Linked DNA regions of Mus musculus: all the other regions are linked to region 1. A link is a loop called in an ENCODE intact Hi-C map of the cell type or tissue named here. Cell type or tissue: heart. All regions are shown on one strand.

Region 1 (8,000 bases):
GCAATTTCTCTAAAATTACCATGTAGACAGGCTGGCTTTAGACCCACAGAGATCTGCCTGCTTCTGCCTCCCGACTACTAGGATTAAAAGTGTGTGCCACCACACTTGGCTGTAACCTAGTATTTATTATGTAGAATTAATATATGCTAGTAAACACTAAACAAAAACCGCCTGGCCTAGTTCCTGGTGGCTCCAACAGGACCTGAAGTAGGTATTGTATAATGACCACACCCCATAATACATTTTTAAACCTAAGAATGGTTTTAGGTTTGCTGAAGACTTGCTGTCAACAGAGATTCTGCACGTTCCTAGTGTCTCCCTCCCTCCAGGCCCCTTCCTTCCTCCCTCTCTCCTCCCTTCATCCTCCCATCCCTCCTCCTCCTGCCTCAGGCTCTCCCCTCTGTCTCATCTTTAACACATCCCTTAACTGAGGTAGTACTGACAGTTTGTGATCATGTCACATTTACTCACCATATCTCTTTGGGTTTCTCAGAACATCTCTTTTAAAGACCTTAAGCTGCCTAGAGGGCCCCATGTGGGGTTCATCTGATGCATTCCTCCTGGTCAGTTTCTGCTCTGCCTCCGTCTGTCAGAAGTATAGTGCTGCCTATCTGGTTCTACTGGGGCCTAGGCAGAGAGAGCCTTGGGCTGATTTGTTGTTGTTGTTGTTGTTATTGTTATTGTTGTTTTGTTTTGTTTTTTTAAAGAAAGGCTCTTGGTATGTATAGCTCAGCCAGGCCTCAAAACTGGGATGTGGTGCTCCTGCCTTGGCCTCCTGAGTGAAGGAATTACAGGAGTCTTCCACCATGCCCAGCTTGTACTGGGACTGCTGCTTCAGACTTCTGGGACTCTTAGTGAGAGCCTCACACGAGCCTCCGGGGAAGTCACCGTGCAGGCCCCACGCTCAGGCACAAACGGAAGCTTCCACTCAATATCTGCTGAGGGCGGCAAAGTTTGTTTGGAATTTCCCTTCCTCTTTCCTTCTCTTTGTTTATTTATTCAATCATTTATTTACATGAGCACAGCCTTGTGGATTTCAAACTTCTAGCTACAATCCAATTACTGCATTATTCTGGCATGACCCTCTTGACCTCCGCTGGTTCACCCTCCCCTCTGCCAAGCCACCAGGCAGCTGTCTTGCCCTTCAGAAGGCTCACTCCTATGACACAGGCTAACCATGTCCTCCCTCCACCTCCACCCTGGAAGACCCTCACCTCCTGTGTGCAGTGGGTTGCCTCATGATGCCAAAAGCCTCTGAGGTGCTGACAAGAGCCCACTGACCCTGGATAGCCCAGAATAACTTTACTGCTCTACAAAAGAACCCTGGCTTTCACCAACTCTGCCTTCCTCTCAGCGGAGCCCCCAAGAACACTCAAAGAAGGGCTCTCCTTGATCTTCCCATCGTGTGAAGCATTTAGGATGTTTCCATGTATGTTTAGGGTGCCCCTAACCCCGCCCATTTATTGCTGAGCAGCATGGCATGGTACGGGGGGGGGGGGGAGTGTCATCAAAGGACATCTTTGTCACTTCTAGCTTAGAGTTATTAGGGAAAGGTGTTATCAGTGTTCCCTGGCAAGGTTTGTGGTAGATATAAGTTTTCAAGCCTGCAGGGTGCATGGCATGGATGGTGACTGCTGGACCATCTTCAGCCCTCAAAACCTGTTTGCCTCAGGCCTACATCATCCAGTGGGACTACTGGAAGCCTCTGGTGGCAACAGCCTCTCTTCTTTCTGAATCCTCAAGTGCATCTTGGGAATTTAGAGTGTGTAACACACACACCTACACACACACACACACACACACACACACACACACACACACACACACACCAAGGCCTGCAGCATCAGGACAGTGGCTACTGCAGCTGTGCGTCTTGCCTATCCTGAAGCCTCCTGCACTCCTTCCGTCCATCTCCATGTTTGACTCTGAACAGACCCAGCCTTGGGCTGTGGGCTCTGAGTGTGTAGCTCCATCCCCAGAGCTGTGAGGTCCACCAAGGCTGGCCTACGCCTGATTTCATCCAGAGCACCGGCCTGGGAGCAGAGGCCTGCCAGCTGCCAGCTGCCAGCTGACCCATAGTGATCCTTTCTCTTGGACAATTTCTAGTCTGAGCTCTTGGATAACTATCCTTGTGATTGTGTCCCATAGGATACAGTAACTGTGCCAGGTCTGACAGCACCCACAGGTGGGAGTCTGAAGCCAGGGAAACAATATTGTCTGCTTTCATGAGCTGGGCTTGAGTCCCAGACCTGGCTTCCTGACTCTCACACCAGGGCATGGGGTACTACTGCCCCCTACACAAGCTGGACCACACACTGACAGCTGCTGACAATAGGAAGACAGATAGAAAGTGATGCTCCAGCCATCTGCTCCAGAGGACAGGGCTCCCTCATCTTTCAGCACCTAGGACATTGGAGCTGGTTTCTTATTGTGGGTCTGACAGCATCAGTCACACCACTTAATGGTGACAAGGCCAGGAGGAAAGCAACCTAGAGTCTTAGGGATTCCGGTCGATGATGCCTTCCTGTCCAGGAGGGACAGATAAAGCCCCCTCAGGATGGGACCCGAGCCTAGGAAATGTCCAGACAGAGAGCCAATAGATGGAAAGATGGATGGACAGATGTATGGATGGTTGAGTGAACATATGGAAGAGTAGAAGAACAGCTGGGTAGACAGTGGGCGAGCATTTGGATAAACAGAAAGATAGATGAGCAGAAGGTGGCAAGAACATTGCATAAATGGATGAAAGAAGGGAGAGAGGAAAAAAGAGGGGGAAGGACAGGGGTGAGAGATAAAAGGAGGGCCAGAAGGGAGGGAGAAAGAAGAAGAGGGGAAGGAGGGGGAAGAGAGGGAGAGAAAAGAGACACAAGGGACAGAGGGAGGGAGATAGAGGGAAGGAAGGAGAGAGGGAGGAAAGCAAAGGGGAGTGAGAGATAAAGGGAAAATAGAAGGGAGGGACAGGGGAAGAGAGGGAAATGGAGGAAAAGAAAGGGAAGAAGGGATGGAGGGAGTGAGAGAGGGAAAGGAGAGGGGGAAAGGGAAGGAAGGGGAAGAGGGGGAGAGGGAGGAAAAGAGGGAAGAAGGGAGTGAGGGAGAGAGAGGGAGAAAAAGGGAGGGAGAGATAACAAGGATATAGAGAGGGAGAGGGGAGGGGGGAAGGGGAGGGAGGGGAAGACAGGAAGAGAAAAGAGAGGGAAGAAGGGATGGATGGAGGCAGGGGGAGAGAAGGAGAGAAGCTATAGTTTCCTCACAGCTCCAAGCTTTCCTCTTACTTGACCTCCTCAGGCAGCTCTGACACTCACTGTTCACCTTTGAGGGTGCATTGGTGCCAGTAGAGTTGCCTTCTTCCAGTAAGCAAGGGATGGTGCCTTTTCCTGGGACCTGGGCCCTCAGCCCCAGTCTTCAAGGTGGGTCTCAAGGCTGGTATCTGAATCCAAACTGCCCTACCTCAGTGCCAGCATTAGAGCCTCTTTACAGCAGTGGTACCTGAAGATCTTCTCCCACGTGACCAGGACTCTTGATATCAGGGCCCTGGGCATGGGGATCCTGTCCTTAGCAGAGATGGGGAAATAGACCCAAGGTTTGCCTCTGCTGCCAATCAAGCACTGGTGATAGGAGCCTAACCTTGCGCATTCCCCAGGTCCTGGTGAATGTTCCAGATGCTACAACCCTGCCGAGCCCTGCTCTTGTCAGCATGGTGAATTGTCTGCCTTGGGACTAGGAGTATTCTAATCATGGGGGGATAGAGTATATTGCAGAGCACAAGGCCTTAGGAGGAACCAGAAGGTCCTGGAAGGAATCAGCCTTGTGCAAATATCTCCAGCAGGGGGCAGTGCTACCCTACATTTGAGAACTGCTGCTGCTGCGGTCAATCTTGGGCCACCCAGGACAGCCTCCACAGCCTCAGACTTTTCATCCATATTAGCACAGCACTCCAGGTAGCTTCTTTGCCCCCAGGGTTCTTCAAGTACTGGCAAGCTGGGCCTTCATCTTCAAGCCCTCAGAGCTTCTCCTGGCATTTCTGAGGGCCTCTGCATCAGCTGACCGTCTGCTTCACTCTCTGGAGTCAGCCAGGATGCACTCCCCTCTGAGCTGCCACCTCTCTTGACTCCCTCAATGCTCTGACCCCCTACCTGCCCGACTTTCCTGACACACATTAGCACTTGCATGGCACTGCTGTCCTCAGGCCCTGAGACAAGGCTAGCCCCATTTGCTCCAAGATGTGCCCACTATACTACCACCACTACACACACTCACGTTAGCACTATTGCTTGCTGATGGGTAGGTCTGTTCTTTCCTTCCCCTTGGCTCCTGGTACTGGGCATAAGACCAGAGAAAGAAAACGGGGGCTTGGTGATATTCCATGCAAACATCATGTGTCCCCAGACCTGAGGCCCTACCCCCACCCTGGCCTCTCAGGTTACACAGGCCTAGAGGCTGGCTCAGCCTGCCGCTGCCTGATTCTACTGCTGATAAACTTATCAAGCCCAGCATCTCTGGTCCAGAGGGACTGCCCTGAGCAGGCATTGCCATGGCAACCAGAGGCAGCAAGGAGGCCTTAGACCAGGTTGCCAAGTGATGCCGGCAAGCAGCCTGGGTCTACTCAGCTGGTGGAGCACTCTGCAGTCCTATGTCCCTGGAGGTGATCAGACCCATGTGCCACCCCAGGGAGACCCCACCCAGACTGGCCTCCCTCAGTGCCTTCTCATCCCGTTAACCGTGGGTCACTAAAACCCAGCACCAAGGGCCCTGAGAACTGTCCTTTCTACAGTTGTTGTCCCCTTGCTCTCTGCCCTAACCTGAAGCCTCTCACAGGGTCCCTTGTCCTTTCTGACTTCTGTAGAAGGGTTAGGACCAACAGAGGACCGACCTAGCTTGTAACGCACGGTGAGTCAGCACCAAGTACAGAAGCCAAGTGGCCACTCCTCAGAGATGACCCTCTTTCCAGACCAAGGAGCGGGCCAGCTTGAGCCTTGGGCACAAAAATTAAATCACAAAAGGGCTGAAGTGGGCTGGCAGAGGGCTGGACTCACGCAGAGGCATCAGGTAGACAGCTCAGCAATTCAGAGACCCTCCAGGTCCCCTACCTTTGGACTGCCAAAAGTCCACATTGAACCTGGGGCTGACACTGGCTCTAGCCAGGGGAAGGCCTGGCTCAGGACAAAGACCCTCTGAGTAAAGAAGAGAAACTGTACCTTGCAAAGTCTCACTAACTGGGGACCTGTGGAAGGAAGGCTATTTCAGGGAACCGAAGTTTTTTGTTTTGGGGTTTTGTTTTTTTCCTCTGTGCCTGAGGAAGTGGGAACAGCAGTATGAAGTCTGGGCTCAGCTTCCCGTTGCCCTCTGCAGCCAAGGGGGAAATACACAGGGTATTTCAGTGAAACGTATGAAGTGTACTGTGACAGAACGCTCCTAGCCTGGGAAATCAGCAGACTGGCTCTGCAGGCTGCTGGCCACAGCTAGAAACAGTTGTCCAACATCACAAGGCCCCTCGGGTCCCATTGCTCCCAGCCTCAGACTAGTACCCAGTTTCTCCCAGGAGTGAACCCATCAGCAGAGAGGGGCGTGAGATGACAGGGCAGTGTCACCAAACTTGGGGTCAGATGAAGCCCGACCTGCAGACAGCACGGAGACAAAGGGCATTTATCACAAGATGGCACAGATGGGGCATTGTTAACCTGTAATTAATCGGGCAGTTAGATGACATCACGTATCTGAGTCCCTCCGTGTGAACCTCCTGCCCACTCTAGCTAGCACAGAAGTAGAAGCTGGGTGCAGGAAAGCCAGGGCTGGGCAGGTAGCAACACAGATTGGGGATGGCTCTGTGCAGGCCTCAAAGGGGCCCCAGGGGAGAGCTTCACAGCACAGCAGACATGGAAGAGAAGACCCTCCCAAGGAAGCTGGGGACTGGAGCTGACCACAGGACCTCCCACTCCCACTGCCCCAGAAGTCTGCAACCCCCCAGATCGGACTCCCCAACACAGGACAGATGAGAACCGAATGGAGATATATTTTGAAACGCTCATATTTGTCTCTCCTCTCATGTTGTTGTTTCTTTTCTATAATCCTGAGACTGCTGTTCATCAACCCCCCGGCGTCTGCACCACAATGTCCCAGTGAGTAGTTCCGTGGGGAGTCAGTTCACAGTCAGAGGCCGGCAGGCAGGCAGGCAGGCAGGCACCGAGGACAGAGCAGGGCTGTTCAAATCACCAAGAAGGGGAAGGAAACCCTGCCCGTGCGGCCCCCCTCCCACCGAAGGAAGTGTCTGTCTGTGCTGTTCTCACGCCTTCAGCCGCCTGGTAAGCGCCTCCTCTGCTGTCTCAGCGTCAGGGTGTCCCAACAGTTTTTGACACTCAAAGCAGAAACAAAATAGGTCCCCCACCATGCCATCCAGTTTACATGAGGGATAAAATTACATTTGTACAAAAATAGATTCATTTACCCTTCCCGGTGCGTTAAACATTCCTCTATCTTTACTCCCTGCGGACGCGGCCTCCTCCCCATGGTGGCCGCACATCCCAGCTAAGGCATGGCTAGAGTTCAGGGCACTCCAGCCCTGAAGCATCTGAAAATAGATGCATCCCCTGCCTCCAGAGAGTCCCCAGAGCCCGACTTCCCCACAGAAGGGGACCTCAGGTCCTTGCTCACGAGAAGCAAATGTACAGGAAAATGGGAAAGTCTTGATTAAAAAGAACACAAAACACCAGTAACTGTGCCGCATCTCCCGTCGTCAGTGGGCAGTCTCTGTATAGCACATGTGTTCACACCATACACGTGTGCATGGAGACCCGGTCACAAGCCCCAGTTCTACAACGGGGACAGCAGATGACTAGCCATTGGTTGCCTGCTTTCGCCAGGTATCCTGGGATGCCAGGGGAGGGGGGCTGGGTGTCTCTTGGCACTGTCACCAAGTTGCCCAGGATCCTGGGGATGCTGTAATTTGGAAAATTGAGGGCGTGGGGGCCAAATTCCCCCAGTGACTGTTTCAGGGTGACACAGGCCAGCAGCTGCCACAGGCCCTGTGGTCATCTTCGTTTCTCGGCCACAGGAGCCCCAGATGAATCTCCAAGCAGGGTGGTGACACACATGAGGAATATGGCCCAGAAGCTGCAATGTGGAAGTCACATGACCATTGGTGGCAACAATCCAATCAGGTTGAGGTGGGGATGGGCGCAGGGTGGCTAATGAGCTGATGTTAGAGCTATCTTTAGAAAATTAAAGATTGTTCCACCAAAATAATAACAATAATAATTACAATCACCTTAATTGAGCCAAATTGGTAACACGACTGAAGGTCTGGTTAAATGAAGCTCCAATTTTCTCCTTAGTGACACCACGCCCACACCACCATTGCAAACAAGCAACACTGCCCCCATGACAGTGACAATGAGGCCAAAGGAGCAGGAAGCTCACCAGGGAATCTATAGTGACAAGCAGTGGCAGGTAAGGCTATGTGGGCCAGTGGGGCTTTCGGCCAAGGCCCCAGTGCCTGACAGCCAGCCAAGCCCAGACATGGCTCAGCCCCAGGACTTCCTCTGCTGGAGCCACTGTGCATTCTCTGTGGCTCAGAGGGACAGGGTACAGTGTGGAATGGGGCTGGCATGAACAATGGAAGAGGGGGGTCTGCAGAAGGCACGGTGCTGGGTATGGACTAGGGAATCCGCTCCTCCGCCTGATGCTACTAGCCCCAAAGGCTGTACGGATTTTCTAGCAAAGCCTAGGAAAGGGGCAGCCAGCGGGTCCTGGGAACCGTGCTGTCTCCACGGTCAGCTCCCATGCCACTACATGGAGAGAAGGGATACAGGGAAGATGTTTCTGGAATCTTTTATGGGTGCCTCTGCCGGTTATGGTTTAGGATTTTGAAAAGATGGAAAAGCAATGTGTCCTTCCCCGCAGAGCCCAGGAAACTGGACCCTCCCACCCACCACCTCTAGGTCCAATCCCCTAGGTGGTCTGTTTTGTGAGGACCTTCTCCCTCCTACCTCATGGGAGACCAGCTA
Region 2 (8,000 bases), 470 kb after region 1:
TTTGGGGGGGGCGGTGCTTCCTTTTCAAACCACTGTAATGGTGGGACAAAGGCATGGTGGCAGCAGCAGTTCAGAGCTCTCTTCTAAGGAAGCAGAGGGAACAAAGCCCACCCCGTCCCAGCAATTATAGCAAACGCTTCCTCCAGAGTGGCTCATGCGAGACTCCAGCCACCTGCCTCAGCCCTGCGTCTGTGGCTTAAGAGGCGTAAGGGTCCCAGTGGGCAGGGTCTGCTGACTGGGGAGGCCCTTCTCATGGACTCCCTGCTACATATGAGTGGGGTAAGGTGGGGTTGGGACACTCAGGATAAGCCCAGCCTCCCAGTCAGCTCCTCACCAGGCTGACACTCAGTCAGCTGCTGTCTCGGGCACTTCACTGGGGCTTCAGTAACCTCGGATGACTACTCAGAGTGGACCCTAAACACTGTCACTGAGAGAGCAGTAGTCTAGTGATGTGTGGCTGCCATCCTGTTTGTCCTTGGTAATATTGTCCTATGGTGCTGTCTCCTCTTACAGGGCCTCATTGTGTTCAGGGAAATTGAGGGAGGGAGTTGTAGGCTAGCTGCCCTCTTGTCCTGAGAGTGCAGATATTCTGACCTGAAGACATGACATCCCCTGGGAACAGCACATGGAACCAGGTGATGACAAAGAGGACAGGGTACGATACCAAAAAAATATTCTGAATGGCAAAAGAGAGATGGTGACCATGGGCTCTGGCGAGGAGGGAGGAGAGGAAAACAGAAGCTAACTAAGTAGGGCTGGCTAGGGCAGTTGGAACCCTGTTGCTTCTGGCTGGGCACGGGCCTTGCATATCTCTGGATGTGGCCACTGACACCCCTGAAGAAGCACCAGAGACTACCCCCAATTTGTGTGGCCCTAGGATGAGCCTGAGCCATGAATAGTCCCCATGCTAGGTCTTTGGAGGCAAGCAGAGAGCCCCTTAGGCAGGACCTTCTCTCAGGCATTCCTCTCCTGAACAGAGGTAGAGCCATGGATGGCGACTTGAGGTAGCCTGTAGGAGGTGCCTTCTTGGCTGGGGGAACTTGGTAACCCTCCTTTGCTGATGTTTCGGGAGCCCTCCTCCCAACACGGTCATGTAACAGGTAGGAAAGCAGAAAGGGGGCTGGGGGAGGGGAGCCATTTGGGCAGTGACCCTGAGGCTCTCCAGCTTGCCTGAGAAGGAGTCAGGACAGTAGCTGCATGCATCTTAGAGATGCATGGGTGCATGCATGTCCACATTGCCTGTGCACTGTAGCACAGCTCATAGCAACTGTAAATGTCTTACTTGGTTGGCTCTGTGTACACGTTGCTGTCCCTCCTTAGGCTCCTGATCTATGGAGAGTACTGTAGCCACATGGAACACGCTCAGAGTACACTGAACCAGCTCCTCGCCAGCCGAGAGGACTTCAGGCAGAAAGTGGAGGTAACAAAGCATCCTGGTACCCTGACTTGGTGCAGCTGGCTAGCTGAGACCTAAGGGACAAACCAACTTCCCTCAATACCGGTCTTTGGTTTTGTGGCTATTCCCCTATTTTGTTGGGCGATTGCCAGAATACTTGTCCCAACACAGCCTAAGACTTAGGGGCTGTGGAGGCCTGGACAAATCCATCACAGTAAGTGACACTTGACCTTAAACTCTGCTGAGGTCCTATCAGACCTTAGCAGGCCTAGGTGACTTTCATGATACACTGGGCCTCCTTCCCTTGCCTAGGTTTGCCTACCTCTGTCAGCTTGTGCTTGAGCGCCTTCCTGGCTCTTCCTCACCTCTGGGTCCAGGAGTGAGTGCCCTTTCCTGTGTGGTTAGGAAAGCTCTGTCTCAGCGCTCCAGCTTAAGTGCTGGTAGCATGTAATGCTTGTTTCTACTGTCCCTGAACCGCAGGGGATCCTAGCTATCCTCACAGCCTTGTATGAGCCCCCTCCCCACTTGGCCTCTCAGGGAGCACATGGCAGATCCATGGGCCATGTTCTGCAAGGCCCAGCCCCCTCAGGCACTGTTGTGCAATGTGGTGCCTCAGATCCCAGGGTCCCATCATGTTCTGGGATGTGAGGGGTGGTGACACCAACTTCATGCATAATCTAGAAGACCGAGGATCCAGCTCTGAGGTCTCTTTCTCTGTGTGGCTGGCAGTGGGGCATGAGTTCTCCCAGAAGAGTAATACCCTTTATCCACTCGCTTCTCTCTCTCCAGGAGTGCACACTCAGGGTTCAGGATGGCAAGTTCAAGCTGCAAGACCTGCTGGTGGTGCCCATGCAACGGGTGCTGAAGTACCACCTGCTGCTCAAGGTGAGGCTAGCAGCCTGCTCATCATGCCCTCTGTCACACTGGGCTCTGATGGCATGGGCTTGGACCCACAGGCAGGGTGGCACACACTGATGAATGAGCCCATGTTCAGTACATACCATGAAGGGGTATCCTGGCATCTGGAAGGAAAATTATGAATAAGTTAAGACCATTAGGAAAGTGGGAAGAGACAGGACAGCACCCACGGACCAGGAAGAGGAGAGGAGAGCTGCTATGCTTGACTGCTTCATCACTGAGGCCTTGCACAGTTGTCTACTATGTAAGGGATCCCATGTGTGTTGGAGTTGGACAGATGGACTTGCACTTGAGCTGGTGGGTGGCTTTGTCCTGAGACCTTGAGGGCTCACCCTAGCTTCCCTCTCACTCCCCTAGGAGCTCCTGAGCCATTCTGCAGACCGACCAGAAAGACAACAGCTCAAAGAAGCCCTGGAAGCCATGCAGGTAAGTAAGAGAGGCAGAGCGGGGAGTCCCCAGACCAGTGTGCACACACTCCTGGATCCAGACTGAGCTCCTTGGTAACACTGACAGGACACTGCGGTTGGGCTTAGACTTACATGATGGTGGAAGGAGCAGCAGGCTAGGCTGCTTGCACCATGTGTCCAAAGTCCCCAACTTCACTTGCCTGCAGTTGCCCTGTCCCCACACTGTATTTTCAAGTGTCCACTGGGGTCATCAATGGTTTTTGGGTGCCAGCTCTATCCTGGGGTACCTCTTTTCCTCCTGGGCATCTGCTGATGAAGGTCTGTCCCATGCCCATGCCCTGTCACTCACTGGAAGGTCCCTTTTCACGTGCTGGCTTTGAAGGCCCCTGCCCAGCCATTCTATGCCTCATGTATGGCCGTCCACTGCCCTCAGAAGCTCGTCTGTGTTCTGCTCAGAAACCTTTGTGGCTTCTGCTGTTCTCTGAATCAGGCCAGGGTCATTGAAGATGTGTGTAACAGGAACGCCTCAGATTCCGGGGAAGCCTGGCCATGCTCAGATTCCTGGGCATGCTCTATTCTTTCCCACCCCAAGGTGTGCTCAGGACATGTCCTCTTCCTCACTTAATCTGCCTGCATCCCACTCATCTTGTCTTTGCCATGAACTTGACACAGTCCAAGAAAGTCACCTTCCAGACTCCTTAGCCAAGGGACTGTCAGGCTACCCCACAGTCATACCTGTGCCTCTCATAGACACCTGTCTTAGACAAGGTGAAATGCCTGACACAGGCTAGGTCCCTTTGGCATTGCAGTGTTATAGAAGCAGTGAGTTCCAGCCTTGACTTCTGACCCCTGACCCCTGAGTCCTCTGGTCCATGGTCCCCTTCTTTTCCCAAGACACACCTTGTTTGAAGAGGAAGGTGCTGCAGTCTAACTCCCACACAGGATCAGGGGGAGGACGCTGGCTCTCAAAGCTACCTGCTCTCTGAGAGCAGACTTCATGCAGCTGGAAAAGTTTGCATCAGTTTTGAATGGACTTAAATGTGGGTGCCATGGCTGACATGGGGACCTCTGGCTGGCGCCCCTGGGGAACTGAGGTCACCGCAGCAGAGGGACCACCACATCTTCCCACTGCAGACACAATTCAGTGTCAGCCATTCCTGGAGCATGTGACTCATACTGCAGGTGTACCCTGAACCCAAGCCTGGCCAGTGTGTGGCTTCGGGTCCCTTTGTGGCAAAGTACCCTGAGGTTATATAGCTCCTGACATTCCAAAGAGGGTTTGTGACTCTGTGTTCTTCTTTTCACGGGAGGCTCTTCAAACTGCAAAGTTTAGAAGGCGGCCTGGTTTGCTTTCTGTTACTGTGATGAACAACCACGATCAAAAGCAACTTAGGGGAGGAAAAGTTTTATTTTAGATTATATTCCCAGGTCACAGTCTGTCATGAAGGGAAATCAGGGAAAGAATTCAAGGCAGAAACCATGGAAGAAGGCTGCTTACTGTCTCACTTTCTGGAGCGCTTAGCTAGCTCTCTTCTATAGCCTAGGATTGGCGCCACCTCCAGTGGGCAGTTCCCTCTCTCCTCCATCGTCAGTCAGGACAATCTCTCAGACATGGCCACACAAGACCGTGTGATCAATGCAGTTCTCTAACTGAAGTGCCCTCAGTGAAAACTAATACAGCAGGGAATCTAAAAGCCTTTAATGTCCCCAATGCAAAGCAGAAAACCATTCATCCAGCCAGTGTCTGGGCTGTCACTGCCCTGGAGCTAAGCTTTCCTCAGGGTTGCAGTACACACTCCATGCAACTCTGTTAGCTGGCTGCTTTGCCTCCGGAGCTCTACTGTCTCTGTGGGAATCTCCTTCCCAGACGTGCACTTCTGTGACTCCTGCCAGGGTGCACAGGGCCACACACGCTCAGATCTGTCGCTGCTGTTGATTTAGAACAAAACCCACCCTTTATAAACTGTGGCTTCTGGTAGGGAGCTGCCAGTAGCAAGGTTTGTAGGCTGGCCCTTGAAGTGATCCCAGAAGCAAGAGAGGCCATAAGGGAGGTAGGAACTGGCTCCAGGATGTGGGTCTGGCTTTTGTGTGCCGGGGATTTCCTCTCTGCTCTGCTTTCTGGGTAGGATCCCTGCTGTTCTGTCCCAGCCGCCCCTGGGCATTGCTTCCAGACCATTTCAAACTTTCTGAAGCAAAGTGAGCACTGCCCCCTGGTGACTGACTAGAGGATTGCAGTACTATGTAGGGCTCATACCTTCCCCCCACTCCATCTCCCCCAGCCACTTACAGAATACCCAGGCTCTTCAGGGAAGGTGGGACAGGGGCTTCGTGAGAGCAGAAAGGTCTAAACAGTGGCTGTGTGTGACCCACTGTGGCTTATCCATGCTGGGCTGCATCTCCATTCTGACACAGAAGGCCTTCTGAGTGAGGGGAACCTGGATTTGGGGGTTCCCAGCACCCTCTTCAGCATAGTGTGTACTCTGGGTTCAAATGTTGTGTTCTTCACCTTATTCCTTCCTGGTTCCCTGTGTGTGGTGGTTTTTACTCCCATAGCCCAGAGTTGGAGTGGCCCCAGGCAAGATGGAGGAAGAGTGTGGAATGACCAGCTGGGCTAGGAAGGGGCTGGGAGGTCACCCCGTGTGTGACTCAGTGCCCTGATCCTGTCTTGATTTCCAGGACTTGGCCATGTACATCAATGAAGTGAAGCGGGACAAGGAGACCTTGAAGAAGATTAGCGAGTTCCAGTGCTCCATAGAAAACCTGGTAAGCCGTGGCTGCCTGCGAAGCCTGCCGGGAGTAGGAGGGAGGTCGGGCAGTATCAGCCTTCATCCAGTTCTACCTACTGTGCGGATGAGGTCATCCACGTGTAGGGCTCAGGAGATGGATGTCCTATTGACAGCCTGGCTCTCTTTCTCCCTTCCCAGCCTGAACCCCAGGCTGTGGCGACCAGAGGCAGGACGCTTCGTCTGCTCTGTGGCCCTCCTGTTTCCCTGTCCTCAGGGTGGGCAGTGGGCAGGGTTCGGCTTGGGGGTGGGGCCACGGTCATCTCAACCTGAGAGCTGGCCCTCAGCTTGCCCCTTGTCTAGGAATCAGACTGGGGGCTGTCAGTCAGGGTTGGCCCTCTCTCAGGCATACTCCGGGGAGAAGAGATGAGCTGTTCCTGGACTCAGCCCTGCTTGGCCCCATGTTGGGTCTAGGTCTCTCTGTGTTGGGGTGTTCTGCAATAGGAGACCTTAAGCACGCCCTTGCCCCCACCCATCGGATGCTAATAGCGCCCTCAACCCCAAGTGATGACTGCTCCTCCAAATGCCGTCTGATTCCCAGAGTCATTTTGATATTGAACCATTGATTTTTTTCCCCGCTCAAACATCCCCTCTTCTTGGAGATTTTCCTGGAGAGCTTGGCGAAGTAGAAACCTGGAAGCCCGATATCTAGGCTGGCATACCCATCTTCATCTCCAGAGGAACCCTCTACAGAGCTGGCTGGCTCATCAGAGGGCAAGGAGAACTGCCAAGCAGTGTCTGATGAGTGCTCTGTCTACATGTGTGCTTGCACGCCAGAAGAGGGCGTCAGACCCGGGACAGATGGTTGTGAGCCACCATGTGGTTGCTGGGAATCAAACTCAGAGCCTCTTAACCGCTGGGCCATCTCTCCAGCCCATTCTTATGTGTCATGAGTGTGACCTGAAGCATGAACATTTGTGGGGTTCAGACCATTTGCCAGTCATCCCTGCTTTCTGATCACTGCACAGTTAACACACTGCTTTTGAACACAGGGGAGTTTGCTTTGGTGTTGTGAGTCATGTTTGCTCTTTAAATGACAAGGAATGGGATGTGAGTGTGGTTTAGTTGGCAGAGTGCTTGCCTTTCATGCACAGGGCCCTGAGTAAACTGGACTCAGGGGCACTAACTGTAATCCAGCATCGGGGGCAGGGGAGGAGGAAGGCGGAGGCAGGAGGATCAGCGTTGTCTTTGGCCACACAGCATCCAGGCCAGTGTGGGATACTCCAGGCCCTATCTCACAAAGAACGGTGATCCATGGATCTCGGTGTTTCTGGTATATGACAGCCAAGCTGCATGCAGTCTTGGTGCTGTCTCTAGGAGAAGGCACCTGGATTTATATGTCCTGTGTGATGGGGACAAAGGGGCATAGCAGAGTCCCCGAGCAGATGTGAATCATGCTCTGTGTCAGGCCAAGGCCAGCCTCTGTCATACTGAAGTCAGACCTAGGAGTTTTCACAGAGTACAGGGACCAGGCCTCCAGGCCCATGTGACCACCCACAGGCATAGCCACTTCCCCTGGAACCCGACCTCTGCCTTCTCCTGAATAGACTTGTCCCTTGAAGAGGATACAGAGGACAGTGGAAAGGCAGATCTCTCTGTATTAAACAGAACAGAGAGGCACAGTCCAAGCAGAAGCGGAAATGGAGACTTGATGGCCAGTGGTGGCGGGGCTGGGCATAGATTGCTTTCTGTGGAGGATGAACCCGGCTGGACCCCGCCTGTGGTTGCCGCTCAGTCCAGTGGTGCTGCTTGCTTGCTTTATTTGCTCTCTTAGGGCTGGACCTCTGGCTTTTCCTACAGCTCCGGGTTCCACACAAGGGCCGCCTGTGAGCATGACCAGACCATCAATTGCCCTTTGTTCCCAGGGCTCAAGGGAGTCCCCATTGTGGCCCCCTGAGAGGGGACAGGCTTGGCTCATTCATGGGCTACCCAGTCACCGTAGGCACATTTTCCTAGATCACACCTGGGTCTTTCTGTCCTGCCCTGGGCATGCCTACTTTTCTCCCTGTCTAGCAATGCAGAGGTTGTCCACCCTTGGACTAACAGTCCTTGCCTTTCCAGCAAGTGAAGCTGGAGGAATTTGGGAGGCCAAAGATTGACGGGGAGCTTAAAGTCCGGTCCATAGTCAACCACACCAAGCAAGACAGGTGAGTGGGGTGATGTTCGGCACCCCATCCCCCTTTAGCCTGGGGACCCCACTCCTAGGAGGCCTGAGACAGACCCTCCTGTGGGAAGAAGGACAGCAAGGCAGGCGCCATGCAGCTGTTTAAATCACTTCCTTTCCTCTCTCCACAATTCCTCTGTGTCTGTCACACAGCAATAGCCACAAAAGGGCACTGCCCTGCCTGTGGTGGGCTGTGAGCTGGCCTGGGAGTCGAAGCTGGGACACAGAGAGGTCTGGCCTCTGGGGAGCTCCTTGCCCAGTGGGAGTAGATAGGCAGGTGTGGGCGGAGTCAGGACAAGTCAGCCGTCTAGGAAACGTCACAACAGACTTGG
Region 3 (8,000 bases), 130 kb after region 1:
AATAAAAGTGTCATCCCCCTGCCTTCCCCTTGCTGTACCTCAGTCTTCTCCACTCCAAATTCAGTGGCCATAATTTCTCTTAGCCTGAGAATAGGAGCATGGCACCTGAGCATTCAGAAAGGATCAGCCACTGTTTCTCTGGATAGAACTTTCCAGAAGAAAGAGCTGCTGTGGACCCGGATAACTTCAGCACTGCACTCCCTCACCACATTCCTCCAGTGACATTCACTTGAGACTGAGCTCTGCAGGCACATTCCTCAGATAGGAACTGAGTCAGAACAGTGGATGAGAGGGAGGGGGGTCCACACTTCCCCAGCCCCAGAATGGTCAGAGCCCAGCATCACAGGACCTTGCTAGCTGTGTAGAGACTCCCCCAGCAGAGGCACAAGTCAGTGAGCAAAGACAGGAGCTAAAAGTGTAGACAGGGCTGGGACCTCAGGAGCCATGTGGCCAGGATGAAGAATAGCAGGGGTCTCTGTCCCAGCCTTGCCACTGGGGCCACTAGGGCAGCCTTGACCCTGGAGGAGCAGGCATGTGGGGGGAGGACAAGAGCTTTGGGCAGCCAATGGAGAGCCTCCAGAGTTGAAGGGTTCCATAGCTCCTAGGGAACCTAGGCAAGAGCTATGCATATGAAATTTAGAACTAGCTGGGCCTCAGCCCTTTTGTGGATCTTTCCTAGATCCTTCAAGGAATACCCAGATATGGCTAAGACCCAACATTTTACAAAGGCTTTTTGTTGTTGTTGTTTTGTTTTTTGGTTTTTGGTTTTTGTTTTTGTTTTGTTTTGTTTTTTGAGACAGGGTTTCTCTGTGTAGCCCTGGCTGTCCTGGAACTCACTTTGTAGACCAGGCTGGTCTCGAACTCAGAAATCCACCTGCCTCTGCCTCCCGAGTGCTGGGATTAAAGGCGTGTGCCACCATGCCCGGCTCTACAAAGGCTTTTCTTGTTATCATCTTATTTAACTCATAGCTGTCACTATTATTTCTATTGTTATATACAATTTATTTAATGTGTGTGCATGTGTGTACATGTGCAAGTGTGTGCGCGAGCATGCACGCATGTACATGCTATGGCATGCAAGTAGAGGTTAGAGGACAACCTGTGGGAGTCAGTTTTCTCTTCCCACTGTGTAGATGCAGGAGATGGAACTCAGGAGGTCAGGCTTGGCAGCAGACATCTTTACCTGCTGAGACATCTCTTCAAACCTATCACCACCATTTTATGAGTTAAGAATGGAGCCTCGGTGAATTCTCATACACAATGGCAGATTGAGAATACAAACAGTCCCAGGATGACCTGTATTCTCTTTCATTTAACCACTTTGCTCCTGCCTCCCAATAGGGAAGGGTCGTTGTCCTCTCTGTGTCCCTGTGCCTTGCTGTTCTGCACAGGGAGATCTCACACCCACCTACCCACGATCTCTGTGTCCTGCTATGGGTTGGTGGAGGCAGGGGGGGGAGGGGGGAGTCCTGGGAGGGGAAGGCACAGCAGCTGTGTCTCTCCCTCTCTCCTCTGGCCTGGTGGCTGGACCTGGGGCGGCTCCTCGGGAAGCCACAGGGGAGCTGAGCACGTACTAGCTATTTTCTCGGATGAGTTATAATTTTCCTTCATTTCCCCTTCAAAACACGCTAATTAAACGGACATTGTTGAAACAGCCGATTGAGATTCAAAAGCGAGTTCCTTTTCTAAAGCGCGTCCTTTTTCTAAAAAACATCCTCATTTCTGGGAGGCAATTGTATGCATTGTGTGAGCTGGGCAGGGACACACACGTGCACATACACGTGCACTTGTGTGCGTGCATACGCTCTCTCTCTCTCTCTCTCTCTCACACACACACACACACATACACATGGGAGCACATTTAAGCTTGATGCAGGTGCACTCAGGTTCACCCCACATCCTGGGCCTTTTTTATATTTGATTTAGTGTTGCCAGAATACATGTGCCCCTCCCCCTCTTTCAACACTTTGTAGCAGGATGGCCTCAAATTTGCAATCCTCCTGACTCATGGCCAGTGCTTCTAGAATGGTCTGCTTGTATTTCCCATCTTCCTTCTTTCCTCCCTTCCTCTCTCCCCTCCCCTCTCTTCCCTCCTCCTTTCTTTCCTATCTTACTCCCTTCCCACCCTGGCCCACCATCATCCCCATCTGTCTCTAAGAGTCCTGGCCTTGTATGTTGTAAGCCTAGGGAACAGACAGGCCTGCCCTCCACCCAGTGGTCTGTTTAGTCACTCCAATCATAGGCCTTCAACCCTCAAGTGCTGAAGACCTACTTGGTGGCATCTGTCCTTCCTTGGGACCGGACTGACGGATGGCCCAGGAATAACCAAGCTGACCTATCCTTTAGCTCATCAGCAGAATGAGCAAGAAGGCTGGTAGAGTTGAGTTGACTGCCAGGGGGCCATCGGAGGGTCTGTAATCTGGATCAGCCTTGGTCAGAAGCCCCTCCTATCAGAAGTCATCCAGCTGCGTTTCACACCTCTGGAGATGGGCATCTTATTTCCACTGAGGCAGTGGGTCGTGAAAGTTCTCATTTGACCCGAGCAGGGGCCTGGTGGTCCACAGGGCAGATCCTCAGCAAACCAAAGCAGAGCTGGGAGCACACATCTTAAGTACCTGCTGGATCCGTATGTGACTGATAGTCCACCACAGATAACTGCCCTGTTTCCCAACCCTGGATGCTCAGATGAGCCAGGCAGAACCCTGCCTTGGTGGTCCTGCCTAACCCGCCGAGTCAACAGCAAGGGATGCTACCCGGGGCCACTCCCATAGCTCCTTGTATCCTTGAGCCTGAGCCTGCCAGGGTGCTTTGCCCACACAATAGGTGCTTTGGTCAGGTGGGGAGATGGAGAGGCAGGGAAAGGAAAAGGAGATGAGAGACAGAGTGAGAGGGACCAGGGGACAGAGTCAGACATCAGAGTGAGAGGGGCCAGGGGACAGAGTCAGACATCGTCCTCCTTAGCAGCACTTAGCCCAACTGTTTAGAGATCAGAGGTGGCCAGGCTCAGGGGAAGCCATAAATCTCAATTAGCCATCAGCCCCACTTTGCAGGCCTCCTTGAGTCAACAGACAGAATTTCATTGGTTGGGCCCAGACTCCCAGAGGGCACACTGATAAAAAGCCACTTCTTCTAGTCATGAAACCCAGTTCCTCTGTGTCCCTCCCCCCTGCCACTACCTGGGGTCAGGTTTCTGAGAGAGTCAAGGGGCCTGTGTAGGAACAGCAAGGCACAACCTGGGAGGCCTTCTGAGCCCAGGAGAAGGTCAACAACATGCCTAAGGACCCTAAAGTCACTCTGTGGTCCCTTAGCCCATGACCTGACAGCTCTGAGAGAGGCTCTATGGGATCCCACTGTGCTGAGAGCCCCCTCCTTCTCCATGAGTGCTCTGGAGAGCCCCCCAAGAGCCCTGTTCTGCTGCCCAGAATACAAGAAAATGTAGCCAAGGTAGATTGAGCACAGGGCTACCTGGATTATGGGCCTGAGTTAGTGGAGCCATACTCCTCCACAAAGGCCTTCCCTGTGGAAGTAGAGGATGCTCGTCCTATCCCCTCCCCCCATGCAGTAAGCAGGAGCCACACACTGTACTTGGCCAAGTGTTCCTGCTTGTCCCTTGGTGACTCTGGGTCCAAGTAACCTTCGCCCTCCTTAACTTTGTGGTCTCCCCTGAAGTCCAACCAGTATAAAGAAAGCTCTTAGAAACTCCAGAGCAACTGGAGGCCTTCCCAGGGAGGGTGGGGACATCTGTGCTCTCTCCAGCCTCTGTGCCCACTGATAGATGACACTCTCAGTATCTCCACCCATCACTTTGGCCTCCCCCAGTAGTGACTGGCAGTACCTTTATATCCTCTGAGCCCTCTCTTCCATATGCTGAGACCTGGTAACTCCTTTTCAGAGGAGCCTTTCCTTGCTGCATTTCCCTTCAGCCACCTTATAGTCAGCTTCTTCTAAATGCCCTAGGCCTGTTCTGTCCTCTTCCTGCTAGCGTGCAAGTTTCGCCCAAGGCCCAGCCTTTTGGTCCAGCTGCTCCCAGTGCCCAATACAAGCATGGCTTACTAGTGATTAGGCTGGCAAAGGTGGGCACTTCATTCCAAGATTCCAATGGGCAGCTGTCTGGGATGCATTGTTGAAAATTATCTTGATATATACCCCAGTTCAGCAGAAAGCACACAGAACTGGAGACCAGCAGTGTGCTATTTCCACCTGTGGCCCCCACTCTGAAGCCATCATCTCCATATGCATAAAACCACAGCAGTGACAAATGGTTGAGAGCTGGCTTGACACAGGTGGGCTTGTCTTGTGCCTTTGCTCAGAGCCGTGTGTGGTAGTGTGCAGTCCAGGGAGACACAGCCCAAAGAGGTCTGCGTATGGCATACAAGAAATAACAGTATAAGCTCAGAACCTGAAACTTAAAAATCCCATGCTTGATTTCCCCTTCCTGCAGGTCAGGAGTCCATGAATGGCTTGGCTGGTCTTAGTTTTGTGTCTCCCATTACCCCCGGGGTGGCTGAAGGGTGGTTTCATCCTCAGCAGGAGACGCTCATCGGGAGGGAACCTTCCCATGCTCCGTAGTGGCGTAGAGAAGCCACTTCCTTAGGATTATAGAATTGATGGCTGTTGCTTCTTCGAAGTCCATGGGAAAGAGAAGGAGGGGAAGGAAGGGGTAGACAAGGAGGAAATTGTGGGGAAATGGGGGAAAGAAGGAAAGGGTGGGGGAGGGGGGAGAAGGAAGAGAGGAAGGATGGGGAAGGAGTGACGACAGCGTCTGCTGTTTTGAATCTGGTTTCTAGACTCTTTCCAAATGCTTTCCTGATTGGCAGTGGCAATGCACACCTTTAATCCTAGCACTCGGGACACTGAGACAGGCAGATCTCTGAGTTTGAGACTAACCTGGTCTACAGAGGCAGGACAGCCATGGCTACACAGAGAAACCCCGTCTCAAGAAAAGGAAAAAAAAAAAAAGTTTGCCTGATTGCAGGCCTACTTGTAATCTCCTTTGTGCTAATTTAAATTCAGTGGATTAGAAAGAAACTTTATCTGTTAATCAGAGATAAACCACCCTGGAAGAGAGGTCCTGTCCTGGAGGCCTTGCTTGCACAGCCCTGCTGTGGGAATGATGTCTATGAAATCTCTTTTCAATTCATTTATTTTATGACGAAGGTAGGGGCCCGAGAGTCACGTGTTGGTATCCCTGCTGACCTTCCAACCTGGAATCCCTTCCCAACTCACTCTTCCCAGTCCCAGAGAGTCTCTGGATTCCTTCCATACTTGACACCCTTTTCTGCCCCAGGGCCTTTGCACAAATTGTTCTTGCCTTTTGGAACACACCCTCAGCCTCACCTTGTCTTCTTTCAGGACTCAGCTTGAATGCCACTCTCCTGGTGATGACAGGCCTGTCAGACCAAGTGGGGGCTGTCCCCACCTGCTGCCATGGCTCCAGGCACCCCGCTCTTCACTTTATGTGCACGTATCCCTTTCTTCTCCCTGCTAGCTTTCACACCATGCCGTACAGTCTGTGTGATCTCTGTCTAGAGGAAATTTTCTATCCATCACCGCTGTAAAGTTCTGTGGATGCTACACAGAGGGCAAGGTTCCAAAGGCACACCCCACTCCATCCCCCAGATGTGGGAGTCTGTGAGAAGCCAGACAGGCCTCTCTAGACACGCAGGAGTGAGCGGATAGGACACAGGGCCTCTAAGAGCTAGCACGGAGCCAGTCTATGATGAGAGCACCATGCAGAGTGATTTAAGGAGCCATGGGGGGCAAAACAAGGGTGCCTTGGCATGAGCCGCAGCTGTGGGCAGAAGGCCCACAAGGAGGGGCCGCTGAGTCACACTGAAGCAAAGATGTCATCTTGTCACCTTGTGCTGGGAAGCAGCTCCCTCCCAACCTGAGCATCCAGGTGAGAGCCCAGCCCAACCAACACCCCTGAGGACACCTGATGAGACTCTGACTGAACCAGAGACTTCCAGAACTGAAGTGGTACAGTTGTTTTGTTTATTTTTGTTTTCTTTATAGAGATGCAGTCATACTCGGTGGCCTAAACTGGCCTGGAACTATCTAACTCAGGCTGGCTTCCAATTGACAGCAATCTCCTGCCTCAGCTTTTCAAATGGTAGGATTATAGGTATGAGCCACCACACCCCAGTGATGTGTTCTTTTAAGCCTCTGAATGTGTGGGAACTTGCAACCCAGCCACGCCCCCTCAACTCACCCTCACCCTGAGCTGGAATCCAATTCAGCTGAGTTAGAAATTTCCTCTTCACAAGTAAGGAGTTAAGCTCAGAGACATTGGTAAGCTGCCTATGGTCACACAGGCTGTAAGTGCATGTGCCACATCCTTAGCAACAACTGATTTACCCTACATGTAATGAATGTAACATAAAAACTAGGAGTAAATCAATTAAGTTTCTGTTTTTAAAACCACACCTTTAATCCCTGTAGAGGTAGGCAGATCCTATGACTTGGAGATTAGTCTGGACTACATACCTAGTTCAAGGCCAGCCAAAACTACACAGTGTGAGCCTAACTCAAAACAAACAACAAAGATAGAGGGTGTGGAGGTTTGAACAGGTTTGGCCCTCATAGATTCATGTGTGTAAATGCTTGGCCCGAAGGAAGTGGCACTATTAGGAGGTATGGTCTTATTAGAGGAAGTGTGTCACTGTGGAGGTGGGCTTTGGGGTCCCCTGGGATTAGGTTCCACCCAGTGTGGAAGATTGCCTCCTTCTGGCTGTCTTCAGCTCAAGATGTAGAACTCTCAGCTCCTTCTCCAGCACAATGTCTGCCTGCACGCTGCCATGCTTCCCACCACGGTGATAATGGACTGAACCTCTGAGACTGTAAGCCAGCCCCGATTAAATGTTTGCCTTTATTATAAGAGTGGCCTTGGTCATGGAATCGCTTCACAGCAATGAGGATGCTCAGTGGGTACAGTCTTTTCACCTACTGAGGTGAACTGAGTCCAGTCTCCGGGACCCACATGGTGAAGGAGAGAACCAACGTTCATAAGCAATCTTCTGACCTCCACACATTCACTGTGCCATATGTGCACACACACACAATAAATGCATGTATACGTAGGGGGGACCTATGGGACCTGTGCTCTCAGTCTAGGGCAGGGCAGGGTTGAGACTGTGGCTGGCCTAGCCCATTGGCCTCTTCCTGCCCCTCCAGTCCTAAGCAAACTGTGCTGACTCTGACCTCTCCTGGATTCCTGGATCCGAGGCTACACCAAGCTCGGGGTCGCACTGGATCACCAAGGTCTCAACTCCACATGGCCTCAGTACTAGAGGTGCTGTTCCCACCTGGATGCAGTGAAGAGCCTGGTGCCCCACACTGTAGGACCACCAGCCTCCCTTACTTCCTGTTCTTCTACCCATAGCCTCATTAGACCCTGGCCCAAAACTCTGTCCCTGTTGCTGTCTGAAGGACAGAGTCATCAAGAGGCTGGCTGCCATCTCTGCCCATTCTCCACCACCATTATTAGACCAGGACCAGCATGCCTCAAAGTTCCCTGAACCATTATTCACATTGTCTGAGGCTGACCTCTGGCTGTACATATGGTGCACTATAAGAACCAGCGTCATGGAATGGGTACAAGTGTTTACCACCAAGCCCGACCACCTGAGTTAAGTCCATCCCAGAGACCATGGGATGGAGGGAGAGAATTGACTCTTACAAGATGTCATGTGACCTTTGCACTCATGCCCATATATACAAGCATACACATACACAACATGAGACATCCCACAGCCTGCCTAGGGGGGCTGTACATCTCAGCTTCTGAGGAGGAGATGGGCCCCTGATATCTTCCTAGGGGCCATAGCACAGGGCAGGGAAGCCCCTGGCATTTGTCTAGCCTGATGTCAGTTGGAGAGCTTAAAAGCTATCTGCCCCAGAGGAATGGACACCAAGGGAGAGGAAGATCCTGGAACAAAGGAGGGAATGTCCTGTGAGACTGACAGGGTGGCTCACATCTGGGAAGAAACACATTACCAGGC

Evidence for each region. Peaks named below come from ENCODE experiments on the same cell type or tissue, not always from the same donor. Only the 100,000 strongest peaks of a DNase experiment are listed, where the experiment ranks them.
Region 2: it touches region 1 in a loop (4-fold over the local background); 19 of 42 quality-filtered maps call a loop at or near these places.
Region 3: a loop joins it to region 1, with 2.1 times the contacts of the local background. A loop is called at or near these places in 2 of 42 quality-filtered maps.

What each region holds. Positions count from the first base shown.
Region 1 is chr2:27,760,948-27,768,947 of GRCm38, reverse strand. It overlaps Rxra (retinoid X receptor alpha), which reads right to left. Exons shown (of 10, transcript NM_011305.3): 10 at 5,629-8,000. Among named protein-coding and RNA genes, the nearest start is that of Gm39777, 73 kb to the left of the region's middle. In heart, a CTCF peak has its summit at 3,812 (motif pointing right); DNase peaks (open chromatin) are centred at 3,837, 4,397, 5,828, 6,247 and 2 weaker places; H3K27ac peaks cover 950 bases; H3K27me3 peaks cover 2,406 bases.
Region 2 is chr2:27,286,090-27,294,089 of GRCm38, reverse strand. Vav2 (vav 2 oncogene) reads left to right here. Exons shown (of 28, transcript NM_009500.2): 9 at 1,321-1,420; 10 at 2,186-2,281; 11 at 2,672-2,740; 12 at 5,398-5,484; 13 at 7,566-7,651. Among named protein-coding and RNA genes, the nearest start is that of Sardh, 43 kb to the right of the region's middle. In heart, a CTCF peak has its summit at 4,935 (motif pointing left); a DNase peak (open chromatin) is centred at 4,829; H3K27ac peaks cover 737 bases.
Region 3 is chr2:27,629,282-27,637,281 of GRCm38, reverse strand. No RefSeq gene overlaps it. Among named protein-coding and RNA genes, the nearest start is that of Rxra, 44 kb to the left of the region's middle. In heart, no CTCF peak of the experiment used is centred here; no DNase peak of the experiment used is centred here; H3K4me3 peaks cover 371 bases; H3K27ac peaks cover 1,737 bases.